3 separate regions of the Homo sapiens genome follow, and regions 2 and 3 are each linked to region 1. A link is a loop called in an ENCODE intact Hi-C map of the cell type or tissue named here. Cell type or tissue: CD4-positive, alpha-beta T cell. All regions are shown on one strand. Each heading gives the region's core, and the rest is flanking DNA. Links, peaks and the distances in the headings are about the cores only. Region 1 has its middle 16 kb from the start of CLEC4A. Region 2 holds the start of LINC02449 (long intergenic non-protein coding RNA 2449). Region 3 holds the start of FAM66C (family with sequence similarity 66 member C).

Region 1 (10,309 bases), core at 1,606-9,605:
AGACACTAAATGAAATAAGCCAGACGGATAAATAATGCATGATCTCACTTACAAGTGGAATCTAGAAAAAGTTAAACTCACAGAAACCCAGTAGAATCATGGTTACCCAGGCTAGGAGGTCAGGGAAGAAGGAAGATAATGGTCAAAGGGTACAAACCTTCAGCTATAAGATGAATAAGCACCGAGACCTGATGTACAGGATGGTAACTATAGTTAATAATAATGCATACCTGAAATTTGCTAAGAGAGTAGATCTCAAGTGTTCTCACCACACACACAAGTAACTACGTGAGGTAATGGATACGTTTATTAGCCTAATTGTAATCATTTCACAATGTATACATATATTAAAATATCACATTGTATATTCTAAATATATATAATTTTTATTTGTCAACCATACCTCAATAAAGCTGGAAAAAAGATATATATATGTATATGTAAAAAGTAACACATACTGCTTTCTTCAGAGATTCTGATATACCTCCCGCTTTTGCCTTCCTGTAGGAGGACTTAAGAGACTTCCTGAACTGCGTCTTTTCTTATCATTACTGAGATTTTGAGGCACTGCTATTGACAGAGGTATATCTTAGACCTTAAGTTTTTGTTTGGGAAAAAAAATGTGGACAATCAATTTTCTAGCTCAACTCCCCTTAATTATATTTGATACTACTTGTCTTGTTATAATGTGAGCCTGTATTACTCCTCACTTCCTCCATTCTGATAACCTCCTAGGCAGTCTGCTTGCCAATGGCTTTTTTAGTTCTAATTCAGCTTACATGTTAACCCCAAAGTAATGTTTGTGAAACAAAGCTCTGCTCATGTTTTTTACTCTCCTATTAATTGCCTTTAATAATTCTTCTTTGCTTATAAAGTCCAAAATATAATTTCATCTTCAACTCAGTTTTCCCATTGACTCACAATGTGCTTTAACAAACTTAAGAACTACTAGTTGTTTCTTTGTTTCTTTCTGTTGTTTTTTTTTTTTTTTTTTTTTTTTTTTTTAGACGGAGTCTCACTCTGTCGCCCAGGCTGGAGGGCAGTGGCATGATCTCGGCTCACTGCAAGCTTTGCCTCCCGGCTTCACACCGGCTTCTGCCTCAGCCTCCCGAGTAGCTGGGACTACAGGGGCACGCCACCACGCCTGGCTAATTTTTTGTATTTTTAGTAGAGACAGGGTTTCACCATGTTAGCCAGGATGGTCTTGATCTCCTGACCTCATGATCCCTCTGCCTTGGCGTCCCCAGTACTGGGATTACAGGCGTGAGCCACTGCACCCAGCCCCACTAGTTGTTTTTCATATGCCACAAGTATTGAGTGCTTGCTAAATTAAAATTTTTTCTGCCTAGAATACCTTCCCTTTTATACCTGCCTGTTGAGGTCCTTCCCATTGTGTAATGCTCGCCCAAATACTACTTCATGAAATGTTTACCTATCCTTCCAATCTGAAAGGTGATCTGTTTATTTGAGGGGGCAAGGGGTGGGGAGTGTTGCTGTTGAAATTCTCTTCCTCACTTGTTTTAAGCTCTTTGAATATAAAGACCATGTATGTCTTCATTTTTATGTACTTGCAGTACTTCCCATACACCTTTCTAGATAGTACATGCTCATGAAGTACTTGTGGAATTAACAGTGATTTCAGTGAGGAGGGACTAGAAGTTGGTAAGTTGAGTGTTTTCTGTATTTTACTCATTTTCATTTGGGTTGCTCCTGGCTACATGACTTAAGTATTCCTTATATGCTTTGCCATAGTGGCAGAAAATCTCATTTTTTTTTTTTTTTAGGTCAGTACATTTTAGAAAGGCCAGTCCATTACCTTAAATGTTTTCTAGATGAGATACACCAGTTGTGACAAATACTTGGTCTTACCTTGAATTGTAAGCCACCTCAGAATAAATTAAATTCCATTTTCCTTTTTTCATTCCAGTGCATTTTCCCCATTTTTCCTCTGTATTTAGGATGGCAAACAAGTACTTTATGCCTTGCAAATAAATTGGTTTCTGTGGTCATAATTACAAATCAAGCCATTTGGGTGCTTCTGTGCATACGAAAGCCTACGGCTGGCTTCTCCATGAATCCTAATACAGGACAGTTGATTCTCTTCAAGAAACAATCAAACCATCCCTGCCTTCTCCACCATATCTTTGATGTTTCCCTGCACCTTTTCTTTCTTTTTTTAAAAAACTTCTATTTTAGATTCAGAGGTATATATGCAGGTTTATTATATAGGTAAATTGCATGTCATGGGGGTTGGATATACAGATTATTTTGTCGCCTGGGTAATAAGCATAGTACTTGATAGGTAGTTTTTCAATCCTCTCCCTTCTCCCCCTCCCCACTCAGGGACCCAATGTCTGTTGTTCCCTTCTTTGTGTCCATATGTATGCAATGTTTAGATCTCATTCACACGTGAGAACATGTGGTATTTGGTTTCCTATTCCTGCATTAGTTCACTTAGGTTTATGGCCTCCAGCTCTATCTATGTTGCTGCCAAGGACATGTTCTTTTTCTTTTTTTATGGCTGCATAGTATTCCATAGTGTATATATACCACATTTTCTTTATCCAGTCTACCATTGATGGGCATTTAGGTTGATTCCACGACTTTGCTATTGTGAATAGTGCTTCAGTGAACATACGTATGCGGCATACATGTGTCTTTATGGTAGAATGATTTATATTCCTTTGGGTATATACCCAATAATGGGATTACTGGGTTGAATGGTAGTTCTAAGTTCTTTGAGAAATCACCACGCTACTTTCTACAATGGCTGAACTAATTTATGTTCCCACCAGCAGTGTATAAGTGTTCCCTTTTTCCTGCAGCCTCATCAACAGCTGTTATTTTGACTTTTTCATAATAGCCATTCTGACTGGTGTGAGATGGTATCTTATTGTGGTTTTGATTTGTGTTTCTCTAATGATTAGTGATGTTGAGCAATTTTTCTTTTCTTTTTTTTTTTTTTTAAGATGGAGTTTCGCTCTTGTCACCCAGGCTGGAGTGCAATGGCACGATCTCGGCTCACTGCAACCTCCACCTCCCAGGTTCAAGCAATTCTCCTGCCTCAGCCTCCCAAGTAGCTGGGACTACAGGTGTGTGCCACCACGGCTGGCTAAGTTTTTTGTATTTTTAGTAGAGACGGGGTTTCACCATCTTGGCCAGGCTGGTCTCAAACTCCCGACCTCATGATCCACCCGCCTCAGCCTCCCAAAGTACTGGGATTACAGGCATGAGCCACCGTGCCCGGCTGATGTTGAGCAATTTTTCATATGCTTGTTGGCCATGTGTCTTCTTTTGAAAAGTGCCTGTTCTTGTCCTTTGCCCACTTTTTAAAGGGTTGTTTGTTTTTTGCTTGTTAATTTGCTGTTTATAGATTCTGGATATCAGATCTTCGTCAGATGCATAGTTTACAAATATATTCTCCCATTCTGTTGGTTGTCTGTTTACTCTGTGAATAGTTTATTTTGCTGTCCAGAAGCTCTTTAGTTTAATTTGGTTTCATTTGTCAGTTTTTGTTTTTGTCATAATTGGTTTTGGCATATTCTTTATGAAATCTTTGCCCATTCCTATGTCCAGAATGATATTTCCTAGGTTATCTTTCAGGGTTTTTATAGTTTTATGTTTTATATTTAAGTCTTTAATCCCTCTTGAGTTGATTTTTGTATGCGGTATAAGGAAGGGGTCCAGTTTCAATCTTCTGCATATCGCTAGCTAGTTATCCCAGCACCATTTATTGAATAGGGAGTCCTTTCCTCATTGCTTGTTTTTGTCAACTTTGTCAAAGATAAGATGGTTGTAGGTGTGCAGCTTTATTTCTGGACTCTCTATTCTGTTACATTGGTCTATGTGTCTGTTTTTGTACCAGTACCATGCTGTTTTGGTTATTGTAGCCTTGTAGTATAGTTTGAAGTCAGGCGACACAATGCCTCCAGCTTTGTTCTTTTTGCTCAGGATTGCCCTGGCTATTTGAGCTCTTTTTTGGTTCCATATGAATTTTAGAATAGTTTTAAAAAAATTCTGTGAAGAATGTCATTGGTAGTTTGATAGGAATAGCATCAAATCTATAAATTGCTTTGGGCAGTATGGCCATTTTAACAATATTGATTCTTCTTATCCATGAGCATGGAATATTTTTCCATTTGCTTGTGTCATCTCTGATTTCTTTGAGCAGTGTTTTGTAATACTTGCTGTAGAGATCTTTTACCTCCCTGGTTAGCTGTATTCCGAGGTATTTTATTTTATGATTATTTTTTGTGGCATTTTGAATGGAATTACATTTTTGATTTGCCTCTCAGCTTGGACGTTGGATTTTTGTACACTGATTTTCTATCTTGAAACTTTACTGAAGTTGTTTATCAGATCTAGAAGCTTTTGGGCAGAGACTGTGGGTTTTCTAGGTATAGAATCATCTCATCTGCAAACAGATGATTTGATTTCCTCTGTTACTATTTGGATACCTTTTATTTCTTTCTCTCGCCTGATTGTCCTGCCTAGAACTTCCAGTACTATGTTGCATAGGAATGGTGAGAGTAGGTATCCGTGTCTTGTTCCAGTTCTCAAGGAGAATGCTTCCAGCTTTTGCCCATTCAGTATGATGTTGGCTGTGGGTCTGTCATAGATGGTTCTTATTATTTTGTGGTATATTCCTTCAATGCCTAGTGTGTTGAGGGTTTTTAACATGAAGAGATGTTGAATTTTATCAAAAGCCTTTTTTTGCATCTATTTAGATGATTGTGTGGCTTTTGTTTTTAGTTTTCTTTATGTGGTGAATTACATTCATGGATTTGTGTATGTTGAACCAACCTTGCATCCCAGAGATAAAGCCTGCTTGATAATGGTGGATTAACTTTTTGATGTGCTACTGGATTTGGTTTGCTTGTATTTTGTTGATGATTTTTGCATCTATGCTCATCAAGGATATTGACCTGGTTTCCTTTTTTATTCTGTCTCTGCCAGGTTTTGGAATCAGGATGATACTGGCTTCAGAGAATCAGTTAGCGATGAGTCCTTCCTCCTCAAATTTTTGGAACAGTTTCAGTAGGAATAGTTCAGCAGGAACCTCTTCTTTATACATCCAGTAGAATTTGGCTGTGAATCCACCTGGTCCTGGGCCTTTTCTGGTTGGTAGGCTTTTTATTACTGATTCAGTTTCAGAACTTGTTATTGATCTGTTCAGGGATTCAATTTCTTCCTGGGTCAATCTTGGGAGGTTGCATGTTTCCAAGAATTTGTCCATTTCTAGTTTTTCTAGGTTTTCTAGTTTGTGTGCATAGAGGTGTTCATAATAGTCTCTGAGGGTTTTTTGTATTTCTGTGGGGCCAATGGTAATGCCCTTTTTGTCATTCTGATTGTATTTATATCGATCTTCTGCTTTTTTTTTTTTTCCTTTATTAGTCTAGCTAGTGGTCTATTAATCTTTGTTGTTTTAAAAAACAAACTGTGGGATTTCTTGATCTTTTGTATGGCTTTTTGCTACTCAGTTTCTTCAGTTCAGCTCTGATTTTGGTTATTTCTTGATTTCTGTTAGCTTTGGGATTGGTTTGCTCTTGTTTCTCTAGTTCCTCTAGGAGTGGTGTTAGGTTGTTAATTTGAGATCTTTCTAACCTTTTGATGTGGGCATGTAGCACTATAAATTTCCCTCTTAACAACTGCTTTAGCTGTGTCCCAGAGATTCTGGTATATTGTATATTTCTCATTAGTTTCAAAGAATTTCTTGATTTCCACCTTAATTTTATTGTTTACCCAAAAGTCACTCAGGAGCAGGTTGTTTAATTTCCATGCAATTGTATGGTTTTGAGTGAAGAAAATCTCATTTTTGTGCTTCAGAGCCAGTCAATATGAGAGAACCAAGTAAGTAGTAATGAAGACAGATTTTACTTTGGTATATAGACTTTTTGGCCTGGGGATGGAACACCAGGTACCATGTAGTAGAGTTGCTGATACATTTGGTAGTTTACCGTCTCATTTTAATTATAAGTGGCTAAAATTGCATTGCACTTTGCTCATGTTTTAGTTTTTTTGTAGCCTTTTCAAAAACCATTTTTTAAATTGCCTCTGAATTGTACATGAAGGAAATACATATGTGACTATAGGACTAATGTTCAGGAGTTCTCCATCAATCACATATTCTCCATCAGTCACATATTCAAAGGAAGGAAAGAGGGAGAATTTTATTTACTTGTGGGTCCTTAGCCTGGGTTTATATAGATGGTTTTCACAGCATTTTTATGGTTTGACATTTATTTCAAAATTTTGCTAGAACTGTCATCTTCAGTTTCCTTTTCAAAGACCTACAATACAGGGTGGTATATTTTCAAAAAAGCTCTGGTATACTTAAATTGCCTGCATCTGAGCCAGTAGTGAAATAATTGTCCATTGTGACTTCATGTTCTGCCCCATCAATCTAAGGATAACATCATCCCCTCAATTAAACAAAATAATGCATTAAGACCCACTATGGATTTTTTGACTTGCTTTTCAACATTTTCTTTGTTCCTACTATTTGTATTCTGCCAACGTACCTATTATTGGAAAAAAAAGTCATTGAAGCACTTTGTGTCAGTGCTGCATCTGGCTGCATATTAGCATGCGACCACTAGAGGGCATGCTCCTCCTAGCAACTGAAATAGTTGTAGGAATTTGCTCAGACTCCTGGTGGCAGGGGAAGCATTTGTTTTTTATTTTTTATTTTCTTTTTCAACAATCTAAGATAGGACGAGAACAGGGGAAGCATTTAAAAAGAAAGAAATGAAGACTGGATGGGGGCATTTAGTCTGGTCTAAGCCTGTAACTGATCCAAAGTTTGTTGAGAATGTAGAAAAATAGCTGTTTGGGCAGGCAGAAAATGAAGTACCAAATGATCCCTTCTTCATACTTTAATACTTTAATAAATACTTGAATGGGGAATATACTTAATTTTAATGACACCCCCTCCTCCTAGCTCCACCCATAATAGAGGATTAATGGGCAGTAAAGAGTAGTGGTCAGGAACATGGATTTGGGAGAAGACAGACTACTTTGCTACAAAATTTGTCTCTGCCACTTACTGGCTTTTTGACCTTGGAAAAATTAGTTAAACTTTGTTTGCCTCAGTTTCCTCATATACGAAATTAAAATAGTACCTATGGAATATTGTGACTTTAAAACAAATTTTAAAATTAAATTGCTTAGCTGGCCATGGTGGCTCACTTCTGTAATGCCAGTGCTTTAGGAGCCTACGGTGGGAGAATCGCTTGAGCCCAGGATTTTGAGGTTACAGTGAGCTATGATGGTGCCACTGTACTCCAGCTTGGGGTGACAGAGTGAGACACTGTCTCTAAAAAATATATAAAGTAATTGAAGTCCCTAGAACAGGGCCTGGAATATGGTAAGTGCCGTTTAAATATTTGTTGCTGGTACTAGTACTGCTTCTAATTCTGGCTCTCCAGGTGTGTAATGGGATGGTGTAAGGGCGAAATGACAGGAGTTCTTTTTTTATTGTCTTAGAAGTGAGGTAGATGCCCCAAGATTGGGGCAGGAAGTAGGAAGAGTCATCTGATAGAGGAGAAACGGGGAGTAAGGGATGACAGGGAGACATGCTTCTGAAACATATTTCAGACTGATTCCATAGTAAGGATTTAAATTCTTATTCTGTCTTTGTAATCCTGCTCAACCCCTTTTATAGCTTTTATAGTATATACCTTTTCACATAAGTAAGAAACCCCAAACCAACTGTCTTCTTATCCTGTATTTTTTGAGCACCGATCATTTGCTAGGGGAAGTGCTTTATAAAGATTGTCTCACTCAATCTTCACACAAACCCCTGGGATTCTTACTTCTGGGATTTCTTAATTCTTACCCTCTGGGGTGAAATATGGTTATCCATATTTCACAGGCGAGGACACAGAGGCATAGAGAGGTTAAAAAAAACTTTACTAATTTGTACCTAAAGTGACAACATGCTAGTGTCAAAGATAATAATTAATGAATTGATTGTGGCCTACCTCTGTACCTTCATTTTATAAAAAGGAAACCTCCATATTTGTGTTAATATTCCAGCCAGACCGATCTAATTATATGCTGCACTATTTCATACTACAGTGCCTTTACGTCCTTTGGTCTTTCTGCCTCAAATACTTTTTTCCCAAGTTCCTGTTCATCCACTACAGAACCTTTCCTCATAAGCTCAAGCAGAAACCATCTCTTCTTTCTCTTTTGTGCCACCACTGCACAGTGTATAACGGGGTCTTGTGCTTCTCCCATTGTATTGAAATTATTTATTTACATGCTTCTCTATTAGACATCAGGTTTTTAAATTAGGAATCATGTCCCTTCCTTCCCCCATCCCCTAACTCCTAATACAGTGTTTGTCACATGATAAAGACATGATAAAGTATATGGAACAGTGTGAGTGCCCCCCTTGCTTGCCCTTTTCTCTCCTCAGTCCCTTCTGCAAAGTAAACCATTGTCAATAATTTTGTGTGCATCTTTCTAGACACTTTTTTTTTTTTTTGAGACGGAGTCTCGCTCTGTCGCCCAGGCTGGAGTGCAGTGGTGTGATCTCCGCTCACTACAAGCTCCGTCTCCCAGGTTCACACCATTCTCCTGCCTCAGCCTCCCGAGTAGCTGGGACTACAGGTGCCCACCACCATGCCTGGCTAATTTTTTGTATTTTTAGTATAGATGGGGTTTCACTGTGTTAGCCAGGATGGTCTCTATCTCCTGACCTTGTGATCCACTGCCTCAGCCTCCCAAAGGGCTGGGATTACAGGTGTGAGCCACCGCGCCTGGCCCAACATCTTTTTTTTTTTTTTTTTTTTGAGACAGACTCTGGCTCTGTTGCCCACACTGGAGTGCAGTGGCTGATCTCAGCTCACTGCAACCTCTGCCTCCCAGGTTCAAGCAATTCTCCTGCCTCAGCCTGCCAAATAGCTGGGATTACAGGCGTGCACCACCACCTCCGGCTAATTTTTGTATTTTTAGTGGACACAGGGTTTCACCATGTTGGCCAGGCTGGCCTTGAACTCCTGACCTCAGATGGTCCACCTGCCTCAGCCTCCCAAAGTGCTGGGATTACAGGTGTGAGCCACTGCACCTGGCCTTCTAGACATTTTTTAAAGCATTCTCTCTCTGTGTGTATCTGCCTATGCAAAGATCCTTTAATAAAATAAAAATTACATGTAAATTGTTTATATTATTTTTTAAAAAATTAATAATGTTCTGAAGTTCTTTCTTTGCCTATGCATTTGTATTTGCTTATGTTTAGTTTATGTTTAGAGCTATTCAGGTTCTCTAAAGTATGGATGTACCGTAATATATTTAACCACTGTCCTTGTTGATAGTAACATTTCTGACATTTTTGACACTAAATTTTACACTGAACATCTTTTACATATAATATATACTTAAATGAAAAATTTAAAGGATAGATTCCCCAGAAATGGACTTGGTGGGTGAAATGCGATTAATTAAAATTTAAAAAACTTCAACTTTTTTTTTTAGACTCAGGGGGTACATGTGCAGGTTTGTTATGTGAGTGTGTATATGTGTGTGTGTGTGTGTGTGTGTGTGTGTGTGTGTGTGTGTATTTTATTTATTTATTTTTTTTAGACAGAGCTTTGCTCTTGTTGCCCAGGCTGGAGTGCAATGGTGCAATCTCTGCTCACCTCAGTCTCCGCCTCCTGGGTTCAAGCAATTCTCCTGCCTCAGCCTCCTGAGTAGCTGGGATTACAGGCATGCACCACCATGCCCGTCTAATTTTGTATTTTTAGTAGCGATGGGGTTTCTCCATGTTGGTCAGGCTGGTCTCAAACTCTTGACCTCAGGTGATCCGCCCAGCTTGGCCTCCCAAAGTGCTGGGATTACAGGCATGAGCTACCGCACCTGGCCTACGTGGGTATATTGCGTGATGCTGAAGTTTGGGATATGACTGATCCCATCACTCAGGTAGTGAGCATAGTATCCAGTAATGTGTCAACCCTTGTCTCCCTTCCTCCCTCCCCCAACATTTAAAATTTTGATAGATTTATTTCTATATTATCTTCTGCCTAATTCATATACTTAATATAAATTCTGAGGCTGTTTGTTTCTCTATTTTGTCAACAGTTTATTTTTAAAATATTTAGTTAATATATTGGGTGAAAAATATATTCATTTCTCTTACTACAGTGAGATTGTGCTCTTTTCATATATTTATTTACTATCTTTTTTTTTCATGTGTTGTCATGTGTTTAAGTTTTAGTTGTGAGTTTGTCTTTAGTGTGTTTTCCTTATGGGCAATCCTGTTCTACCTCAGTTGTGGGAGTATTTCTTTGGAGTGGTTTTGCATTTG
Region 2 (10,309 bases), core at 1,271-9,270, 130 kb after region 1:
TTACTGTTCTGTGACTTCCCTGTGACCTCTGCAGTACTCCTCATCCTGCATTTGGTATCCAGGTGTCACCTGTCTGCCGTGTTCCTAACACTTTGATTCCTGTCTTGAAAAAAGCACCTGCTGCACCATAAGCCCTGGGATGTGGCAGCTGCAGCGGGCTTGGCTTTCTGAGGAACCAAGTGTGTCCACGTTGGGGGAACGTCATACTTGATACACACGTTTTTATTTGCACAAAGAAAATGCTATTTTTGGAGCCAGAATTTTCATGTCTGATTTATGGTGCTTTTCTTAAGAACCAGAACTACTGGCAGAAAGGCGGCACCCACACGCTTAGACAGCTGATATCTTATTAGAGGGCAGTTTGTGGTTCCTGATTTGGAATTTAACAATCTCCAAACATTCCAGTCCAATGAAAGTTTTAGCCGCTTTCCCATATAAAAATTCTTCCCATGAGAGTGACTTGATTCTTACAATCCCGTTAGAGTCGTGTGTGAGTCCTACAGTGTGAGGTTCAGCATTGCCATCTCCAAGTGCTCTCCGTAGGGAAACAGTTTCTGGTCATGATGAGCTTCTGCTTCCCATCTGATCCCGGCCCAGCCTGGAAACAAAGCACGTGTTTAAGGATGGCGGTGTTTGGGGACAGGACATGAGCGTTTTGTGTGGGGCTGCTAGGACAGGCCTGGCGGGGTGGGGGGTGTCTAAGTCAGTTTACTTGTTTCACAGGTTCCCAGGCCCACCCACATACCTAGAATTGGCCTCCAGGATGGGACCAGACATCTGGTTTTGCATAGAAATGGCTAGCAGCAGGCACCATGCCGCTGTCCACTCTCTGCCTGTGTCTGCCCCAGCACTTGGCACAGCAGGACAGAAGCAGAGATCTGAACCCACATCTACCTGGCTGCTCAGTCAACTCACTCTTCGCAAAGCTTAGAAAGTGGCAGGGCACAGCCAGACTCTGTCTCAAAAAAAAAAAAAAAAAAAGGTTGGTTGGGGCTTATACTATGTGTGCTGCTTGGCACTGTTTTTTTCACTTAAAAGATATTGCAGGTTTTTTTCACGTAAGTATCTGAAGAAAGACTTCCTTTTTTTTTTTTTTTTTTTTTTTGCTTTTTTGCTTTTTTGAGACAGGGTCTTGCTCTGTTGCCCACGCTGGAGTGCAGTGGTTAGATCAGGGCTCACTGCAGCCTCCACTTCATGGGCTCAAGCCATCCTCCCACCTCAGCCTCCTGAGTAACTGGGACTACAGGCATGTGCAACCACATCTGGCTAGTTTCTGTATGTTTTGTGAAGACGGGGTCCCACTATGTGGCCCAGGTTGGTCTTGAACATCTGGGGTCAAGTAGTCCTCCTGCCTTAGCCTCCTAAAGTGCTGGGATGACAGGCCTGAGCCCCACGCCCAGCCAGCCTCCTGTGCGAGGTTGTGCGGGACTCTGTCATGGAACCCAGTATGCCTTCATGTGCTGGCTTGTTTGTTGACTCTGTAGTTAACGGGCTGCCCCACGTGGGCAGGTACTGGGTCGTCTGTGTCTCTGTGTGCAGGCAGAGGCTGCTGCGAGTGCATCTGTGCAGATGGCTGCCAGGAGGGGCTGTGCTCAGGGGGAGCTGGGGCAGAGGCTGGTGGCAATGGGGGGCTTGGGTGTAGTGTGGAGGCACTAGAGCCAGGTGGCCGGGCTGCAGTCTGCGGGAGCTCGGGGGTCGCTTGGCCTCTGTGTGTCCCAGTGTCTTTGTCGGTGTGATGGGACAATGACAGCACACCCTCACAGGTGCTGGGGGCTGACAAATGTCAGGTCTGAGGACAGTGGCTGGCCCACTACGGGGCCAGTTTCCCTTCTCTATAGTCACCCTGCTCGTCTTCCATCAACTGGGTGCTCAGGACAGTGGCGTGGAGGATCCGCCTGTACAGCCTGTGCTCCAGCATCCTGCAGGCCACAGCTGTGTCCAGCCCTGACCCCGACTGCCCCTCCCACCACCTCCATTTTATAGATGAGGAAACCGAGGCCCAAGGGCTTAGGGAACCGTGCTCTGAAGCACATAGTAGGGCTGCTGGGCTCAGACCCTCCCTCCCTGTGCTGAGCTGCCCTCCTCCTGCCGCAAGACCCCATGCCCCAAGCCCACCCTGCTCACCGGCCTGTGCCCGAGTTCCCTGCATGGTGTAGGAGTGTGGGACATCCTAGCTTTTCCCCGGTGCCCAGTTCTTTCACTTCCACTGGAGTCCTGCAGGGACAGCTCAGGGACCATGCAGGCCCGGGTGGGTGTGTGGGCTCACCTAGCTCGGTGGTGAACAGCTGGCACGTCTCTGGGTTGCGGACGGTAAAGGCCACGTAGACCTCAGGAGCCCGCTTGTGCTCCTGGCAGGCAGCCAGCCTCCGCAGGACCCCGACCAGCGACACGATGGCTTCTGGGCAATACAGCACGTCTACGGTGAAAGCTTCAGGTTACTGAAAGGGACAAGTGGAAAGTTCCAGTTCATGCTGACCTCAGCAGCAGGGCGAGGCCAGAGAGGCAGCGGTCCTATGAGACTATTAGATGCCATTTGACCATTTGGGCCATTAGATGGAAAGGCAATTACTTGGGTGAAAAAGGAGAACCCTTAGTAGAGAAAGCTGCAAAAGACCGAAGCAAAAGAAAAAAATCTCCAGACTCACTGGTGTTCCTTAAAAAACCAGCTCTGGTTCTTGGCCTATCTAGAGGGCTTTGAATGACAGAAAGCCTGACCCTGCCATGAAATTCGTGTTTCAGGTGTCTGCCGATTGGTCTGCTGGCTTGCAGGGGTGGGCCTGTGTCCCTGGCCACCGCTGGACCTGTGGGTTTCAGGGCTGGGACCCAGGACCACAGGCAGAGCTCTGCTTCACCAGAGAGGGGACTGAGTGTGCTTGCAGGGGTGAGGGGTTTTCGGTGGCCCAGCCAAATACCACCTTCTCTCATGGGCCTTGTCCTCGTCCCAGAAGTGGTTGTTTTCCTCCTGTGGTCTCTGAAGGACACAGGGCATGGCTCTGGGACAGAGCCATGTGCCGACGACTGTAACGGGAGTATGCCTGTCTCCACCAAGAGGGCTGTGGCTTGAAGGTCACCTTAAGAGGCACCCCTGTCCTTTGATGTCACCCTGGAGGCCCAGAGTAACTCTTCTGGAAGCCCCATCATGTCCATGCCTGACAGCGTCCATTGTTCCCTTTTCCCAGAGCCAAGAGCTGGGTAGAGCTGCAAGGACACCGCCTGCACAGGGTGCCCGGGGCTGGGCATTACCTGCTGCAATGACAACATCTGGCTGGAAGGCAGAGAGCTGATGGACCGTCGCTACGTCCCAGTCCAGCTGGGCCACTGTCACCCTGGGGCTGTCTAAGTTGGCAGTGATGTCTGCCTCTAATGAGAGGCCATTGAGAAAGACATTCCCTTGGAGCTGCTCGAGGACCCGGCTGTGAGGGTCGCTGAAGATGTATGCCCGGGGGCGGCACATCTTGCAGATGGCAAGGCCTGTGAGGCCGGCACCACTGCCAAGTTCTAGGACAGTCCTGGCGGGAGGAAAGGGGACCGTGTCTTCGACTGCACCAGGGTAAGCCTGCCTTGGTGCCCTGCCCTGTGCCCCGAGGTCACCTGTTAGTGAAGGCTGCTGGGTTCTCGATGGCCCATTCTGCAAGGCAGAGGGTGGCGTCCCATGTGACCAGGCCTGTGGTACCGTGAGAGATGATGGCTGTGCTCTCGGAGATTGTGACCGAGCCTCCCGAGGGCTGCACCAAGAGAGGGCGAGAGAGTCAGTCCAGCGATCAGAAGGCAAGTGGCTTAGAAGACAAGTAGCCATCCACCACATGGCTGAATAAACCATGACAGGACCAATCGCCACTCAGCAATGAGAAGCAGCTAACTGTTGACATACCAACAGCTTTCACGGGCCTCAAGATTGTCACGTGGCATGAAAGACACTCATCTCAGGCCACACAGGATTCCATTCATCGAACATTCCTGAGACAACGGAATTCTGGCGATGGAGCACAGGTCAGTGGTGGCCAGAGGCCGGGTGTGGCTATGAAGGGGTGGCTGCCTTGTGATGATTCAGTATGCTATGTTTTTCCTTTGTGGTTTTCTGTATCTATGTTTTATCTTTTTTTTTTTTTTTTGAGCTCTGTCACCTAGGCTGGAGTCAGTGGCACGATCTTGGCTCACTGCAACCTCTGCCTCCTGGGTTCAAGCAATTCTCCTGCCTCACCTGCCCAAGTAGCTGTGACTACAGGCGTGTGCCACCATGTCTGGCTAATTTTTATACTTTTTTTTTAGACATAGATTCGCTCTCGTTGCCGAGGCCGGAGTGCAATAGCGCGATCTCGGCTCACTACAACCTCCACCTCCGGGGTTCAAGAGATTCTCCTGCCTCAGCCTCCCGAGTAGCTGGGATTACAGGCCCCCACTACCACACCCCGCTAATTTTTGTATTTTTGGTAAAGATGGAGTTTCACCATGTTGGCCAAGCTGGTCTCAAACTCCTGACCTCAGGTGATCCCCTTGCCTCAGCCTCCCAAAGTGCTGGGATTACAGGCATGAGCCACCACGCCTGGCCTAATTTTTGTATTTTTAGTAGAGACAGGGTTTCACCATATTGGCCAGGCTGGTCTCGAACTCCTGACCTCAGATCCACCCACCTTGGCCTCCCATAGTGCTGGGATTACAGGCATGAGCCACCATGTCCAGCCCTGTCAAGTATTCTTTGAGGACTGAGCACCAGGTCCTTGTGAAGCAGGTAGTGTGTGTCACCTATTGGACAAATGCCCAACAACCCCACGAGACATGCTGTTGTTGTTGAAGTGCTTGATTTACAGACAGGGAAACTGAGGCTAAAGAAGGTTAATGGACCTCATGTCTAAGACTGCAGAATGGGTGAGTCAGGATTTGAACCCACACCCACGTTTTCACTTTTTCTGTGCAGGAAGGGTATCTGGGCTGTGAGGGGGAGGAGGGTGCCCTTCTCATACCAGCAAATAGCTCCGGTGGCCCTGGGTGGACTCCTTGACCATCAGAGTCTCTGCCAGCCCCTCGTACAGCTCGTCCAAAGGCTCCGTGTGGACAGCCTCGTGCTGGGGGCATACAGAGTGAGAGCTTGTTTGCTTTCGTACTAATCTGTAAAAATGGCCAGATGATTTTCACCAAGTTTGGAGGGGAGATTTGGGATGGAATGGTGTAATACCGGCCAGCTGGTATATAAAATATTCACTTCGTTGGGCGTGGTGGTGTGTGTCGAATAGTTCCAGCTGCTCTAGAGGCTGACATGGGAGGACTGCTTGAGCCCAGGAGTTCGAGGACAGCCTGGGCAACAGAGATCTTGTCTCTAAAAAAAAATAATTCCACTTCGTAGGGAAACCTGGACGGGAGGGCCTTCAACAAGAGGTGTTGAGAGGGGAGGGTTAGGTGTAGTCTAGGGCAGGAGACAAGGATTCCGTGAGAGCTGCCACATGACCATGACAGAGAGCTCTGTGTTTGGATCAAACACAGAGAGGAGGAAAACAAAAGGTGCTTTTAAGTGAGCCCAGGCAGAACTGTGAGGGCGGCCCATGCTGCAGGCTGTGGCTGTCAGCAGGCTGCTTCTCCACAGCTGGCCCCGTCCTAGGATTCACAAGGCAGCAGCAGGGTACACTGGGTGACTGCTGCCCTCTCGTGGTGGCACAGGGCAGACCGGCTGGCAACCACAGATGCACCCTTTTGGGGAGGACTAGGGAGAAAGCAGGTATTGGAGAAGCAGGGGATTGTTTATTTGCTAAAAGTGTGGCCCTTTCACTCAGCAGGTCTGCTACTGCCTACTAAGGAACGGCTTCTCGACATCCTCCTGTCAAACCCTGCATGTTCAGGCCCATCTTTAAAATCCATCCTAGGCCAGGTGCAGTGGCTCATGCCTGTAATCCCAGCACTTTGGGAGGCCGAGGCAGGCGGATCACCTGAGGTCAGGAGTTCGAGACCAGCCTGGCCAACATGGTGAAACTCTGTTTCTACTAAAAATACAAAAATTAGCCAGGCATGGTGGCGTGTGCCTGTAGTCCCAGCTTCTTAGAAGGCTAGGCACGAGAATTGCTTGAACCCAGGAGGCAGAGATTTCAGGGAGCCGAGATTGTGCCACGGTAATCCAGCCTGGGCACCACAGTGAGACTGTCTCAAAAAAGTAAATAAACAAGTAAAAAATAAAATCCATCCTATAGCAGTCAGGAAAGAGCTCATTCCAGCAGGATCAATGAAGAGAATTCACCAGAGGAACTAGTTCCAAAGGTATGGCAAGAGCTAAATCTTCCAACAGGGGCCCGTGGGGCAACCCAGAGACGGACAAGAGCAGGAAACTCCAAACCCTTCGGCGGGCAGGACAGAGGGTGTGAGTGAGGGTTCCAGTGTTGTGGGCTGGACCAGCCTGGTAGGAATGAGAATTCATATGCTAGGAGATGGGGCCCCAGAGAAGCAGCTGCTGTGGAAACCCCAGGAGGCAGAGTGAGGGAGAGACGCTGGCCTCCCCTTCTTCCCACCCTGCACTGTCTCCCATGGGTCACACTCAGCTGCAGCCAGTTGCCTGCGGAGGCCCCTGCCATGCTGGGGTTTGCAAAGCAGGCCCAGGGCCTGGGAAGGACGGGGGCTCCAGCACGCAGGTGGCTATGCTGTCCGGCTACTGGGCGGACACTGCCCATAACTGACCTTTTTGATGAGTTCTGAGAGAAAGCACCGGGCATACTTGACTGACGGCGGGTGCTTCACACACACACAGGATGCTTCACAGTCTACGGCAAAGGACAGAACGTTGGTTGCTCGAGAGCCCGTCTTAAGTCTCCTATGAGCTTCAAGCCAACACAACAGAGGGCAAACTCCAGGCTACCTGATCCCTCAGCAAAGATGCAGATGGACACAGCGTTCTGGCCCCACGCATCTGAAGTTCGTCTTAAGATGTAAGCCGTTTCCTAAAAATGCTTCCACTGCAGTGGCACAGGCTATGGCAGCATTTCTAACGCCCATTCTGAGCAGGAACACAGGGCATGTGGGTCCCAACCACCTCCCTCCCAGGGGAGCCAGTGTGAACCAGGGTTTGCAGTAAGGACAGTCGCCAACTGTCTGGCTCTATGGAAGAGGTGGGAAGGCCCACTCAGCAACTGCTCTCTTGGATCATGTGTCCCTGGGGACAGGATGGAGGGGAGGGGGCGCTCAGGGTGACTCCAGCTAAAGCCGAGAGAAGCCAAGTGCAGGATGAGCAAGTTCCAGGCAGTGGGAACAGCCTGTGCAAGCTCTGAGGTGGCCACGGGCTGGCACATGGAACGGAGGGCAGAGGGACTGGTGCAGCAGGAGGGGGGACGGCGGGAAAACAGGAGCCTGGAGGGAGAGGGAGGAGACGGTCCGCAGCGCCTGCTGGCTGGGAGGGATGCAGATTCTGCCCAAGGGCAGCAAAGTACCCCACGCAATACACAGGCTCTTCATGCTGGTGCTGGTTTTTCATTTTTTCTGACACAGAGTCTCGCTCTGTTGCCCAGGCTGGAGTGCAATGGCCAGATCTTGGCTCACTGCAGCCTCCGCCTCCTGGGTTCAAGCGATTCTCCTGCCTCAGCCTCCTGAGTAGCTGGGACTATAGGCGTGCACCGCCATGCCCAGCTAATTTTTTTATTTTTAGTAGAGATGGGTTTTTGCCATGTTGGCTAGGCTGGTCTTGAACTCCTGACCTTAGGTGATCCGTCCACCTCAGCCTCCCAAAGACCTGGGATTACAGGTGTGAGCCAGTGCACCCAGCCTTGTGCTGGGTTTTAAAGCAGCTCTCCCTATATCTCATGCTTCACCACCTACCAGAGTGAGGCTCAGGGTGAAACTCAGAGCAAGGTGCAAGACAACTTCAGGTATCTCCATGCTCGAAGCCCTGACCTACTGTATTGCCCCGAAAGTCTTCCCTGCTGTGGCTGCATCTTTTCCACGTGGATAATCTTGGTTCACCTCTAGCACAGGAATTCTTTTCCGGGGCTCCTAGGATGGGCTGGGTGGGTGGGAGTGGAGGATGTCTGCCTCCCCTGAGTTTGTATGGAAAAGGTATTCTTTTGGTGCACTTCTTTCTGGGAGGGAGTCTATTGCTTTGTCTTTTCAGAAGGGCTCATGGCCCTTCGAAGGTGAAGACCCAGGATGCAGGGTGATCTGCACTTGGCCCTCAAGGCCAAGGTCAGGCTGTGGCTGGGCCGGGTGGTGATCCTGGCTCTCACCTGCATGCAGATGCACTTGAGTCCAAACCCCACCCTGGGCAAAGCAAGGGCCCATTTAGGTCTAGAAGAGACAGGAGTGGGTGGGACAGGCCTCATGAATGCAAAAAAGAAAGTCTCTGAGCATCTACCAAATGCTAGAAGCTGTTTTGCACCTGTCATCTCTGTTTTTGCTGTGGATGGTTTAAAAAACATTCCCTAGATTTCCCCCCTCTTGCAGATTTTTGTATATTCTGATGTCTTTGTCTAAGTCTTAGATAGAAAACGAAAGCGCAGGAGCTGTCGGAGGTGCTGACACCCACCTGCAGTGCTGACTCAATGGTTTTGTTCTTTGAAGAGGGCTGTTTTTAAAGGGTACAAGCACACCTGTGGTTCTTCTCTCAGGTCTTCCGGAGAGATTCAGGAGGCAGAGTCATGAGTCCCAGGGACTCTGGGATTCTTACCTTCTGCAAAATATCCCGCAGCAGCTCAGAATCTGATGAGTCTCTTAACTTTGCTTCTAAGCTCAGTGTGGACGGGGGAGGGAGAAATCTCAAGGGCGCATTCACAGGAACATTAAAACACGCAATAGAATGTGTTGGCAAAGCTCTATGTGATCCCTCCCTGGGGACGTGGAGCCAGTTGGAAGTGGAAGCCACAGCGGCTGAAAGCCTGACCTTCAGATGTCGCAGGGTGCACCTGGATGAGTCACAGGAAGAAGGCTGACTCTTGGCCGCATGAGTCCTGGCTACTCAGCTGCCACCCAGGTCATGGGCCAGCTCCCTGGTTGCACTGGTCAGCCAGGAATTACCAGGGCAGCCATGGCACCAAGGTTTGATGGGCTTGCCATCTGAGTTTAAGTGGAAATGCAGAATGTGCCCATACCAGCCTGGGTTACATTGTCCTCTTATAGGGGCCTCAAGCCCAGCAGCGAACTTTGGCTCCCGAGTTAGGCAGACTGTCTCGGCTGGCATGTGGCACACGGCAAGGCACTTCATTGCTTCAGAGCTCCTTCTATGCCATAAAAAGCCCTACAAGACCTGGTGCTAATCCCTCTCTCTGGCCTGTTCTCCCTCACCCCTGGCCCACCCTGCTCACTCCACTCCAGCCACACTGGCTGCCTTGCTGTTGTTCCTCAACCACAGCTGGCTTGTTTCCACCACAGGGCCTTTGCATATCCTGTTCCCCAAACCCTTCCCATGGCTGGCTGCTTCACCACTCAGGCCCCAGTTCAAATGCCACCTCTTTGGGGAAAGCTTCCATGATTCCCTGACTTTGGTGACTCTTCTCCCCAGTTGCTCCATTCACCATTTCCCTGTTTTATTGGCTTTAAAGCCACTCTCATCTGGTCTTTTCTTGTTTATTCATTTATCTGTTTATTCTCTGGCTCTCCCATGCAAGCAGAGCCTCATCTATCATGGGTACTGCTGATCCATGGTGCCTGGCTCACGGAAGGCATTTATTAAACATTTTGAGACTGAATAAAACACTAGCTAACACCGACATGCATTTACCATGAGCCAGGCACTGATCCACAGGCTTTTGTACTCAACGCTGACAACAACCCTAAGAGGTAGGTATCATTATATCCCCCATTAATAAGAAAACAATAGCACAGAGAGATGCAGTCACTTGCCCAAGGTCACACAGGGCAAGGGGTTGGGCCAGGATTCGAAGCAGGCAGGCTGTCTCCTGGGTCTGAACTCTCAACTACTTCACCCTAATCAAACAATCCCTCTGGTCAAATGTGAGTGATAATAATAGTACCCACCTCGTGGGTGTTGAGGGTGAGCCCAAGTTAGCATTCAGCGTGGGCATGTGAACAATTATAGTCAATATTGAATGGAGACCTATGATGCTTTTATGAAGGTTTCTATTTTGGATTAAAAATGCACAAATTTCTCCTGACCAGAAATGATCTCTGAGTGCTAAATATTTTATGTCAATGGAAGAATGCAAATGATTAAGCAACACCCCATAAAATGGGGCAGACCCAGGGAGGAATATATATCCAAACTGACTCATCCCAGTGAGCTCACTGCACATGAATTACAAATGGAGCGGGGTGCATTAAGCCCCTCTGCTGGCAGAAGGGAGGCTGCTGCCTGCCATGCGCCTGTGCTGAGAATGGCAGGTCCCCA
Region 3 (10,309 bases), core at 757-8,756, 72 kb after region 1:
CTTGTGTCCTCTTTTTTTACTTTTCTTTCACTTTTAGGAAAAGGATAATTCATGTACTTGGCTGGGGTTAAACTTTCATATGCTGACTCTTTCCCTGATACCCCTGTGAAGACTATCCCTCTATTTACCTGCCTGATATCTCATCTCCATTTTAACTCTTTTCACATTTTAATTTTAAAAATCTTTTCTAATTGCCGACACTGTACAATCTATTTCTTCTATTCAAGTAGTTTCTTCATTTGACACACTTGCCACATCTAAGTGTCAACTTTTGAAAAAAAGTAAATGGGCCTTGGGGCTTTTCAAACAATTTTATTACCATAATACCAATGTAACAATTTATTTTTCAATTATTTCAGACAGGGAAAGTGCCCTTAAGAAAAAACACATGATATCCATGCATCCTATCACCAGAAAAGACGCATCCACCAGTATGACAATGGTAAGTTTTATAGCTGTGTACACCAGTCATCTAAGTTAAAGACATGGTAATGGGTTAAGTTAGTAATGAAGCACAATCACCTGAGTGTAATTAGGCTGGCATTAAGTGCTTTCTAAGCAAAAAAAAATTGAATACTTTGAATTTAGTGAATACATTGAACTGTGTTCTAAACCATAACATGAGATCTCTAAAATAGAACAAGTGCATATACATTGCTCATGCCCAGACATTGAAAGATATTGATATCATCACAATTATGCAATAACTCTGCAGTTGAGATCTTACAGAAGAGAACATATCTGTGTCTGCAGGAGATAATGTGTATGCAAATGTCAATCGAGAAAAATGACAAGACAAGTCTCAATCATTTTAGGAGATTTATTTGCCAAAGTTAAGGACATGCACCCAGGGGACAGGTGTATGCCTTTCTCCAAAGAAGATTTTGAAGGCTCCAAATTTAAAGGGGAAAGGGTGGGATATTGAGAAGTACACAATTTTCATGTAAAAGGTAGGTAGAAAAAATAGTCATTCATGCATTTTTCTGGCTCAGTGAATCTGGATTTTTTCACATAAGATGACATAAACAAATGAGGCAGAGGAATAATGCAGGAAAGCTGCATTTTACATAAGACAACATAGGCAAAATTGGGCAGGGAAACAATCAGATATGCATTTGTGTCTGGTGAACTGGGGATGACTGCACCTGTAAAGACAAGTTATCAGTTTGCATTGCCATGGTGTAATTTTAACAGCTCATGAGGAATTTCCTTGTGGGCAAAATATGGGGGAGGCGTGTAGCTTTTCATCTTGTAGCCGTATTATTTAGGAACCAGAAGGGGGAGGCAGGTTTCTGTGACCCAGTTCCCAGCTTGATTTTTCCATTTGGTTAAATGAGTTTGGGGTCCCAAAATTTAATTTCCTTTCACACAAGAAACATTGGAAAGCTTTCAACTGGGGTCTACCACTGAATGTTTGGTCTAGGATTCAAAGGTAGTGAAATGAATGTATAGATATATGTGGGTAAACCATTAAGAGCTTTTAATCTTTGTCCCAAAGGAGAACTCTCTCATTCTGGAGGATCCTTTTGAATGTAATGATTCGGGAGAAGATTGCACTCACAGTTCCACAATAACTCAGCGTTTGTTAACTCACAGTGGAAAGAAACCCTATGTCAGCAAACAGTGTGGAAAATCTCTTCGTAATCTTTTCTCCCCTAAACCACATAAACAAATTCATACTAAAGGTAAATCATATCAATGTAATCTATGTGAAAAGGCCTATACTAATTGCTTTCGCCTTAGACGGCACAAGATGACTCACACTGGAGAGAGGCCATATGCATGTCATCTATGTGGAAAAGCCTTCACTCAGTGTTCTCACCTTAGAAGACATGAGAAAACTCACACGGGAGAGAGACCATATAAGTGTCATCAATGTGGGAAAGCCTTTATTCAATCCTTTAACCTTCGAAGACATGAGAGAACTCACCTTGGAAAAAAGTGTTATGAATGTGATAAAAGTGGGAAAGCCTTTAGTCAAAGCTCTGGCTTTAGAGGAAACAAAATAATTCACACTGGAGAGAAACCACATGCTTGTCTTCTATGTGGGAAGGCCTTCAGTCTGTCTTCCGACCTTAGATGACATGAGAGAACATGCACTGGAGAAAAGCCATATGAATGCCATTTATGTGGGAAAGCCTTCAGTCAATGTACTAGTCTTAAATAGCATCAGAAAATTCACGCTGGAGAGAAAATTATAAACTTCTTCAGAACATATTCTGACTTTAGATGACACTGTGTTAGGAATGACGAAGGTAAGGAATGTGGAAGAGACTTCAGCTGTAGTTGTAGCATCTAAACATGCCAAAGGACTCATATTTTGAAGAAATACTGGAATCAACATGGAAGATACTTCAGTTACCTTTATTCTTCAGTCCACATCAATAAATTCATATGGAAGAGAAATTGTATGACATGTATGTACCAAAGACTTGTTAGTGATCTGAGCATAAATGACATGAGAGAGCTGAAACTGTCAACATAGTCAACTAAAAGTCTTCAGCAACAGCTTTAACTTAAAACATGTGGGACTTTCAGGTAGAGAATCTCTAACTCTGCATTCAGTGTGAAAATATTTTTATTTGCAATTTATTGTCAAATAACATGAGAAAACTTTACTTGGATGAACCCTTTATTTGTATTTTCTGTGAATAAACATTCAGCCAAGCACCAGGCTTGATGTTCACAAGAAAACAGAGTGATAAAATGCTGCTAAAATGGAAAATAAGAGAGGAAAGCCTTCATAAGCTAAATAAGAAGGGAAAGTCTTTCCAAGGGCAATGAATTCTCTTGGAATACCAAATACTTCTTACTGGAGAAGTTATGCAATGAAAAATCATGAGAAATCCTTTCTTCATAGAGCAACACTTGTGGCACATGTGAGATTTCACACTGGACAAAACATGGTTAGCATCCTGAAAGGAGAAAATTCTTTAGTGGTAATTCATTTCTTAGTTGACATTAAGTTTCTCACATTGAGGAGCTATCAAACTTGAAAATCACTGTGGAGAAACCTGATAGATTTCTCATCAGAAAAGTGAGTCAAGAAGGTGGACCTCTAGAAAAAACTCTTAACACATACTTTAGCAAAATAATTCAGAAATTTGAGAAAATATCTATTCATAAAAATGTGGCATATAAATGCATAATAGTAAAGTGACCAGGGAATAAATTGAATGCAGAATTATATAAGAAATCTCATTAAACTTTTCCAAAAGATCAATACTTACAAATATTGAAAGAATACAATCTGTTGTTGAAAAAACTTAGTATGTTGGCGAAGCCCTTGTTTCATTTATGCAGCCCTAACAAATCGATTTGCATCTGCACTCCTTGGGTGAGATTCTTGGTCGAGATTCTACCCCAACTTCTGAGTCTCCCCAGTCTTTAACAGCTCTTTCCTCACAGCTCACCTCCCTTTACTTCAACGTCCACTAAAACCACTTGTTTCCATCCAACCCTCGAGTTGACACACCAGGGATCTTCAGCCCCACTTGCTAGATTTCTCAGTGTGTCATTGCATAGATTTAGCAGGGAAATGGAGGCTGTATCAAAGACCCCTAGTATATGCATTTGGGTGTCCGCAGCCCTTGCCTCTGTCTCTGAGCAGTTACCTGGGATCAGAGAATAAGGCAGCTCTTCTCTTCTATCCCTCAGAAGGCTCTTGAAATTTTGTCCCTGGAGCCTCTCTAACTGGAAGTAGCAGTTCATCTCATGACACCCCACATTTTATTCAGGTGAGTCCTGAGTTATTACACAGAGACAGACACAGCTGTGCTCCTTTTACTGCAGTCCAGAAGATAAAACACCAGCATGATAAAACAGCCGAACCTGTCAGCCACCTTGCAAGCCTTTCCTATATTCGATTCAATGTACTTTTCCCGAAGCAAAATGAAAGTTCTCACAGAGGGGCCCTCCTCTGCCTTGTCCTCAGAATTGGAAAATGTATTGTCCGTGAAGGAGCCTCAGTACTGAACCTAAAACTCAAGAGAAAATGTTTCCTGAATATCAAGTGGGATGACTTGAAATTTTGCCAAACAGGCACAATCTTAATACGATCGGCCTTACTAAGGCTAAATGGCCTTATCCGTGGTTGAAGTTGACAAATCAATATATTAAAAAATCTCCACAAGTGATTGATTTTACTCTGCAGCCAGGGTTTATGTCAAGTGTGAGGATAATGAGCAAGAAATTCAAGCCCTTGGCAAACTGGTTGGAGAGGCAAGGACTGTGTCCAGGCAGAGCTCATATCATTATTTATTGTTTAATCTATTTAATTAAATATGTAATTTACCCACAAACTGTGGCTGACATTATATGTACTCCTGAGCCACATTGAGATGTACTATTTGTGCTATGAAATTCTATGGGATTTGACAAATGCATGGTGGCAGATCTCCAGCCATTATTAAAGCGTAACACAGAATGCTTCTCTTATTCAAGCTCATCTTCCCTCCACATAGAGGGAATCAATCGACTTTTGTATACTGATTTTTGAATTTGCTTCTTTATTTCCATCTTCTTCAATTAAAGCACAAGATATCGTACTCAATTTCCATTTGATCTTCCAAAAGAAAAGTACTGAATAATCTACCCCTGAATTTCAGTGATTCAGACTCAGGTCCACCGCTAAGGCCAAACGTCCTGTGCTGCCACCTCATGGCAGGCAGAGGGCAATGAAACTCATCTTTCCGGCCATGCAGGGCGCATGCGCGGTCTGCCTCCCGCGGCGGGCCGGGTCTCCAGGGAGGACCTGAGTTTTTCTTCACCCATGGTCAGGGAGGCGCCATCGCCCTGGCTTTGGGGCTGGGGCCTCCGGGGAGGTTCCGGTAGGGGCGTTGGAGAGGCCGCTCTTTTTGCAAGGCCCGAGATGGCGGGCCCTGCGCAGGCCGCCCTATTCCGCGCCCTCAGGGCGTCAGTATCCGCCTGAGGCCGGATACCCACTCTGGGCTCGGATACCCGCGCTGGGCCCGGAGCATCCTCGGCGCTGCCCTCCCAGAGCCCCGCAGAGGCTGAGGTGGCGCGGGGGCGGCCCCGGCTCCGCGAGAAGAGGCGGCAGCGAGGGCTGGAGGACCCGGGCTACGGGGCTCCGGGGCGTCTGGCCTGGGTGGGACTGAGCCCATCCAGGGACTGGGACTCCGGGGTTCTGGTGTAGGTGGATCCCGGGCAGGCTCAGGACCAAGACCCTCTCCTTCCACCAAGGAGCGCCCAGAGGCCGGCGGGAGCTCCAGGTTCACCTCCTCCTCCTCCAGGTGTTTACTTTTCCTTTATTTCTGTGAGGCCAGAAATTGTCGCCATCCTTCACATCGGTGAATCGGGACCCTAACACTCATTACCTCAGGTTTATTGTTATTGCCATTAACAGTGTTGGTGGCATTATCACTAAGATCATCATTGTTGTTATTATTGTCATTTATGATTATTAGCAGGTGTGTTCATTTTGTCTCACTATGCATTTTTTTTTTTTTTGGGGGGGATTGGTTTTGTATGACGTTGAATTGAGCTTCTTTAATCTTGACCAGTGCTGTCAGATTTCTGAAGAGCATTCCGGAGGACAACTCCTGTCTTTCAGCACAGCCACAGAATTTCGTGGGCACAGGAGAGCACTTAGAATATTCCCCTTTCATTGCACAGCAGCTTTGGGAAATAGTGGCTGCCTGGCTCTGAGATGAGGTAGAAAAGACTGGATACTGGGGCAAGTGTTAGCACCTCCACTGGTGTTTTTATGAAGCTAAGCGCACTGTCTCCCACGTAGACTTAGAATACAATCTGATGGCTCTAAAGGGCCATGGCTGCCCTTCCTGGGACTTCCTGGGAACCTTTAAACCTTCTGTGGTTCCTGGAGTAGGTAGGTTGCCAAGTCTGTGCCTCATATGGTAGCACCAGTCTTTTCTGGGCCAACAAGGACACTTAGAATGTTTCCAGAAGCTCAGGCATGCTGTCTCTGTTCCTCCCTTCTGTTCAATGGCAATTCACTGGGTCCCTGGCTGACATAGAACATCCTGCAGAAGGTTGGGCTTGGGTGACTTCCTGGCCAGCCTTCCCAGGCAGTCATCTTTGAAAAACTTGAAGAGACTCACAGAGGCCATTCACTGGTATTTCATGACTGCAAGTGGGGTTTCTGGATCCTTGAGTTTACTTAGAATATTTGAATGGCTCTGGATGGCCAAGAAACCCTCCCTGGTCTTAGAAGCTGCCAAAAGCTATTACTGGGCCTCTGAAGAGACTTTTAAATTTTTCCAAGTACATTTGGGCATAGGAAACTTTTCCAGGTCTAGCTGAGCCAGCTCAGGTCGAGTCCTGAAAAACTGGTGGGTATTGGGGGATCTCATCTTACGAAAGAGCAATTGGTGGCAAAGCTGGGTCTCCAGGACAGCTGTGTATGTATATGTCTGTAGAACATGCCTTGTTGGACATCTTTGGTAACTGAACACCATTTGTGAATGGATAAACTATATTCATTGCTGTACAATAATGAAAAATCCATATTAACAATGGCAGTAATAAAAATATTGATGGCTATTAACAGGAATAATGATCATCATGATACTAGTACTAATGGTTTTAATACTGATAATAATACTAACCCTATGGACTTGGGACATATAAGTTTTCCATAAGTGGATAATAGGCATAAATATTTGGCTGTGTAGGGTTATTTCAAGTCCCAAAAGCAAGGATGAACATCTAGAACGAGAAGAAAAACAATCTGGAGGTTAGTATGTGCACACCTGTGGACTCCTGTGTTAACTTCTGGTGTTTCAGCCTAAGAGGGAATGTTAATATAACCCTGGTCCTAGAACACCATGCTGACCAACACCTACCAGCTTTCAGGAGATAAGACAGCTGGCTGATGGGGCAGGGATCCAGAGAAGGCACGGGTCCACACCTGCACATGTTGCCCAGTGGCAGAGTTCATGACAAGCAATAAGCCCCAGGACAATGTCATTCCCAGCTACCTGGCTGTCATCTGCTCTTTCATGGCCCCTCTCTACTGGTACCTCTAGGCACTGGCATGTCCTCCAGAGGCTGCAGGAGGGCATGATACTCAGTACTCTCCCAACTGCAGGAGGGAAGAAAGATGGAAACAGCTAAATACCATGGCTTCTGGATTTTTTTTGCTGGGCATGGCATATTTTGCATTTGCTTTAATAATGCTGGAACCCAGTCAGTGGCTTGCAATACAGATCTAGATGACTCTGGACACCTGTAGAGATTTTGACAATTTCCAGAAGGTCACAAGTTCTTGGAGGACTTTTTCATGAGTTCTTCGACTGAAAAGGTGGTTCAAAGAGCTTCTATACTGACTTAGAAAATGTTGCAGAGGCCAGGTGCGGTGGCTTATGCCTGTAATCCCAGCACTTTGGGAGGCCAAGGCAGGCGGATCATGAGGTCAGGAGTTTGAGACCAGTCTGACTAACATGGTGAAACCCCCTCTCTACTAAAAATACAAAAATTAGCCGGGCATGGTGACACACACCTGTAATCCCAGCTACTCAGGAGGCTGAGGCAGGAGAATCGCTTGAACCTGGGAATCGGAGGTTGCAGCGAGCCAAGATCAGGATTCCAGCCTGAGCGACGGAGCGAGACTCTATCTCAAAAAATAAATAAATAAATAAATAAATAAATTAATTAATTAATTAATTAAATAAAAAGGAAGAAAAAAGAAAAGTTACAGACACTCTGGTGAACAGATAGGCCCTCTCCTGCCACTCCAGGTAAAAGTTTCTTGGCCACAAACCTGATTTAGCAATATCCCTTCATCTTAGGTAGGTAACAGAAAGCCATTCATGACCTATCCAAGCATGGAGAGGGGATTTGACTTAGAAAAGTTAGGTGGACTAGTTGGTGAAAGAAAGTGCATTCTGGCTCTCCCTCTCCCTCTCCCTCTCCCTCTCCCTCTCCCTCTCCCCATGGTCTCCCTCTCCCTCTCTCCACGGTCTCCCTCTGATGCCGAGCTGAAGCTGGACGGTACTGCTGCCTGATTCTCCTGCCTCAGCCTGCCGACTGCCTGCGATTGCAGGCGCGCGCCGCCACGCCTGACTGGTTCTCGTATTTTTTTGGTGGAGACGGGGTTTCGCTGTGTTGGCCGGGCTTGTCTCCAGCTCCTAACCGTGAGTGATCCGCCAGCCTCGGCATCCTGAGGTGCTGGGATTGCAGACGGAGTCTCGTTCACTCCGTGCTCAATGGTGCCCAGGCTGGAGTGCAGTGGCGTGATCTCGGCTCGCTACAACCTACACCTCCCAGCAGCCTGCCTTGGCCTCCCAAAGTGCCGAGATTGCAGCCTCTGCCCGGCCGCCACCCCGTCTGGGAAGTGAGGAGCGTCTCTGCCCAGCCGCCCATCGTCTGGGATGTGAGGAGCCCCTCTGCCTGGCTGCCCAGTCTGGAAAGTGAGGAGCGTCTCTGCCCAGCCGCCATCCCATCTAGGAAGTGAGGAGCACCTCTTCCTGGCCGCCATCCCATCTGGGAAGTGAGGAGCGTCTCTGCCCGGCCGCCCGTCGTCTGAGATGTGGGGAGCACCTCTGCCCTGCCACCCCGTCCGGGATGTGAGGAGCGTCTCTGCCCGGCCGCCCCATCTGAGAAGTGAGGAGCCCCTCCGCCCAGCAGCCACCCCGTCTGGGAAGTGAGGAGCGTCTCTGCCCGGCAGCCACCTCGTCCGGCAGGGAGGTGGGGGGGTCAGCCCCCTGCCCGGCCAGCCGCCCCATCTGGGAGGGAGGTGGGGGGATCAGCCCCCCGCCCGGCCAGCCGCCCCGTCCAGGAGGTGAGGGGCGCCTCTGCCCGGCCGCCCCTACTGGGAAGTGAGGAGCCCCTCTGCCCGGCCAGCCGCTCCATCCAGGAGGGAGGTGGGGGGGGTCAGCCCCCCACCTGGCCAGCCGCCCCTTCCGGGAGGTGAGGGGCGCCTCTGCCCGGCCGCCCCTACTGGGAAGTGAGGAGCCCCTCTGCCCGGCCAGCCACCCCGCTCGGGAGGGAGGTGGGGGGGTCAGCCCCCGGCCCGGCCAGCCGCCCCGTCCGGGAGGTGAGGGGCGCCTCTGCCCGGCCGCCCCTACTGGGAAGTGAGGAGCCCCTCTGCCCGGCCAGCCGCCCCGTCCAGGAGGGAGGTGGGGGGGTCAGCCCCCCGCCCGGCCAGCCGCCCCATCCAGGAAGTGAGGGGCGCCTCTGCCCGGCCACCCCTACTGGGAAGTGAGGAGTCCCTCTGCCCAGCCAGCCGGCCCGTCCAGGAGGGAGGTGGGGGGGTCAGCCCCCTGCCCAGCCAGCCGCCCCGTCCGGGAGGTGAGGGGCGCCTCTGCCCGGCTGCCCCTACTGGGAAGTGAGGAGCCCCTCTGCCTGGCCACCACCCCGTCTGGGAGGTGTACCCAACAGCTCATTGAGAACGGGCCATGATGACAATGGCGGTTTTGTGGAATAGAAAGGGGGGAAGGGTGGGGAAAAGATTGAGAAATCGGATGGTTGCCGTGTCTGTGTAGAAAGAGGTAGACGTGGGAGACTTTTCATTTTGTTCTGTACTAAGAAAAATTCTTCTGCCTTGGGAACCTGTTGATCTGTGACCTTATCCCCAACCCTGTGCTCTCTGAAACATGTGCTGTATCCACTCAGGGTTGAATGGATTAAGGGCGGTGCAAGATGTGCTTTGTTAAACAGATGCTTGAAGGCAGCATGCTCCTTAAGAGTCATCACCACTCCCTAATCTCAAGTACCCAGGGACACAAACACTGCAGAAGGCCGCAGGGTCCTCTGCCTAGGAAAACCAGAGACCTTTGTTCACTTGTTTATCTGCTGACCTTCCCTCCACTATTGTCCTGTGACCCTGCCAAATCCCCCTCTGCGAGAAACACCCAAGAATGATCAATTAAAAAAAAAAAAAAAAAAAAAAAACATTAAAAAAAAAAAAAAGTGCATTCTGGGGCTCACAGGCCTACACATAGAGTTGCTATCACATAAAGCATATGTATGAATTCTTTCTGAGCCCATGGCAAGATGAGGGTGCACTTCATCAGTCTCCTATGCTGGTATGAATAGGTACTTGCCTGAAAAATAAAAGAATAATTCAGGAAGCCCATTCTTCTACAGGACACCAGGCAGTACAGTAGGAGTCCTGGGGTTGCTGTGGTATTTATGTTTTAAGGTTGTCTTTTAATCATCTTCAGCAAATTCAACAGTCTTCAGGAACATAAAAAAATTATTCAACATTGCATAAAAACTACCACAAATATATCCATGATAAAGAACTGTACCAATATAATAATAACATTAATAACAATCATAATGGTGATGATATAAATGTCAATTTAATGAAGAGAGTAATAAAAAA

What was found. Peaks named below come from ENCODE experiments on the same cell type or tissue, not always from the same donor. Only the 100,000 strongest peaks of a DNase experiment are listed, where the experiment ranks them.
Region 2: a loop joins it to region 1, with 11 times the contacts of the local background. A loop is called at or near these places in 79 of 110 quality-filtered maps.
Region 3: a loop joins it to region 1, with 9 times the contacts of the local background. A loop is called at or near these places in 25 of 110 quality-filtered maps.

What each region holds. Positions count from the first base shown.
Region 1 is chr12:8,102,401-8,112,709 of GRCh38, forward strand. It overlaps a transcript of CLEC4A not described here. Among named protein-coding and RNA genes, the nearest start is that of CLEC4A, 16 kb to the right of the region's middle. In CD4-positive, alpha-beta T cell, for the core only: CTCF peaks have their summits at 6,602 (motif pointing right) and 6,804; a DNase peak (open chromatin) is centred at 6,611.
Region 2 is chr12:8,232,010-8,242,318 of GRCh38, forward strand. It overlaps LINC02449 (long intergenic non-protein coding RNA 2449), which reads left to right and starts at 3,406. Exons shown (of 3, transcript NR_120454.1): 1 at 3,406-3,990; 2 at 6,728-6,905. It also overlaps the pseudogene FAM86FP. RefSeq lists an enhancer at 5,554-6,054. In CD4-positive, alpha-beta T cell, for the core only: CTCF peaks have their summits at 5,648 (motif pointing left) and 5,862; a DNase peak (open chromatin) is centred at 5,625.
Region 3 is chr12:8,175,501-8,185,809 of GRCh38, forward strand. ZNF705A (zinc finger protein 705A) reads left to right here. Exons shown (of 6, transcript NM_001004328.3): 5 at 360-442; 6 at 1,499-4,546. The coding sequence ends at 2,083. It overlaps FAM66C (family with sequence similarity 66 member C), which reads left to right and starts at 4,709. Exons shown (of 8, transcript NR_026788.1): 1 at 4,709-5,252. RefSeq lists enhancers at 4,748-4,877, 5,073-5,572 and a silencer at 5,028-5,147. In CD4-positive, alpha-beta T cell, for the core only: a CTCF peak has its summit at 4,635 (motif pointing left); a DNase peak (open chromatin) is centred at 4,841; H3K4me3 peaks cover 727 bases; H3K27ac peaks cover 265 bases.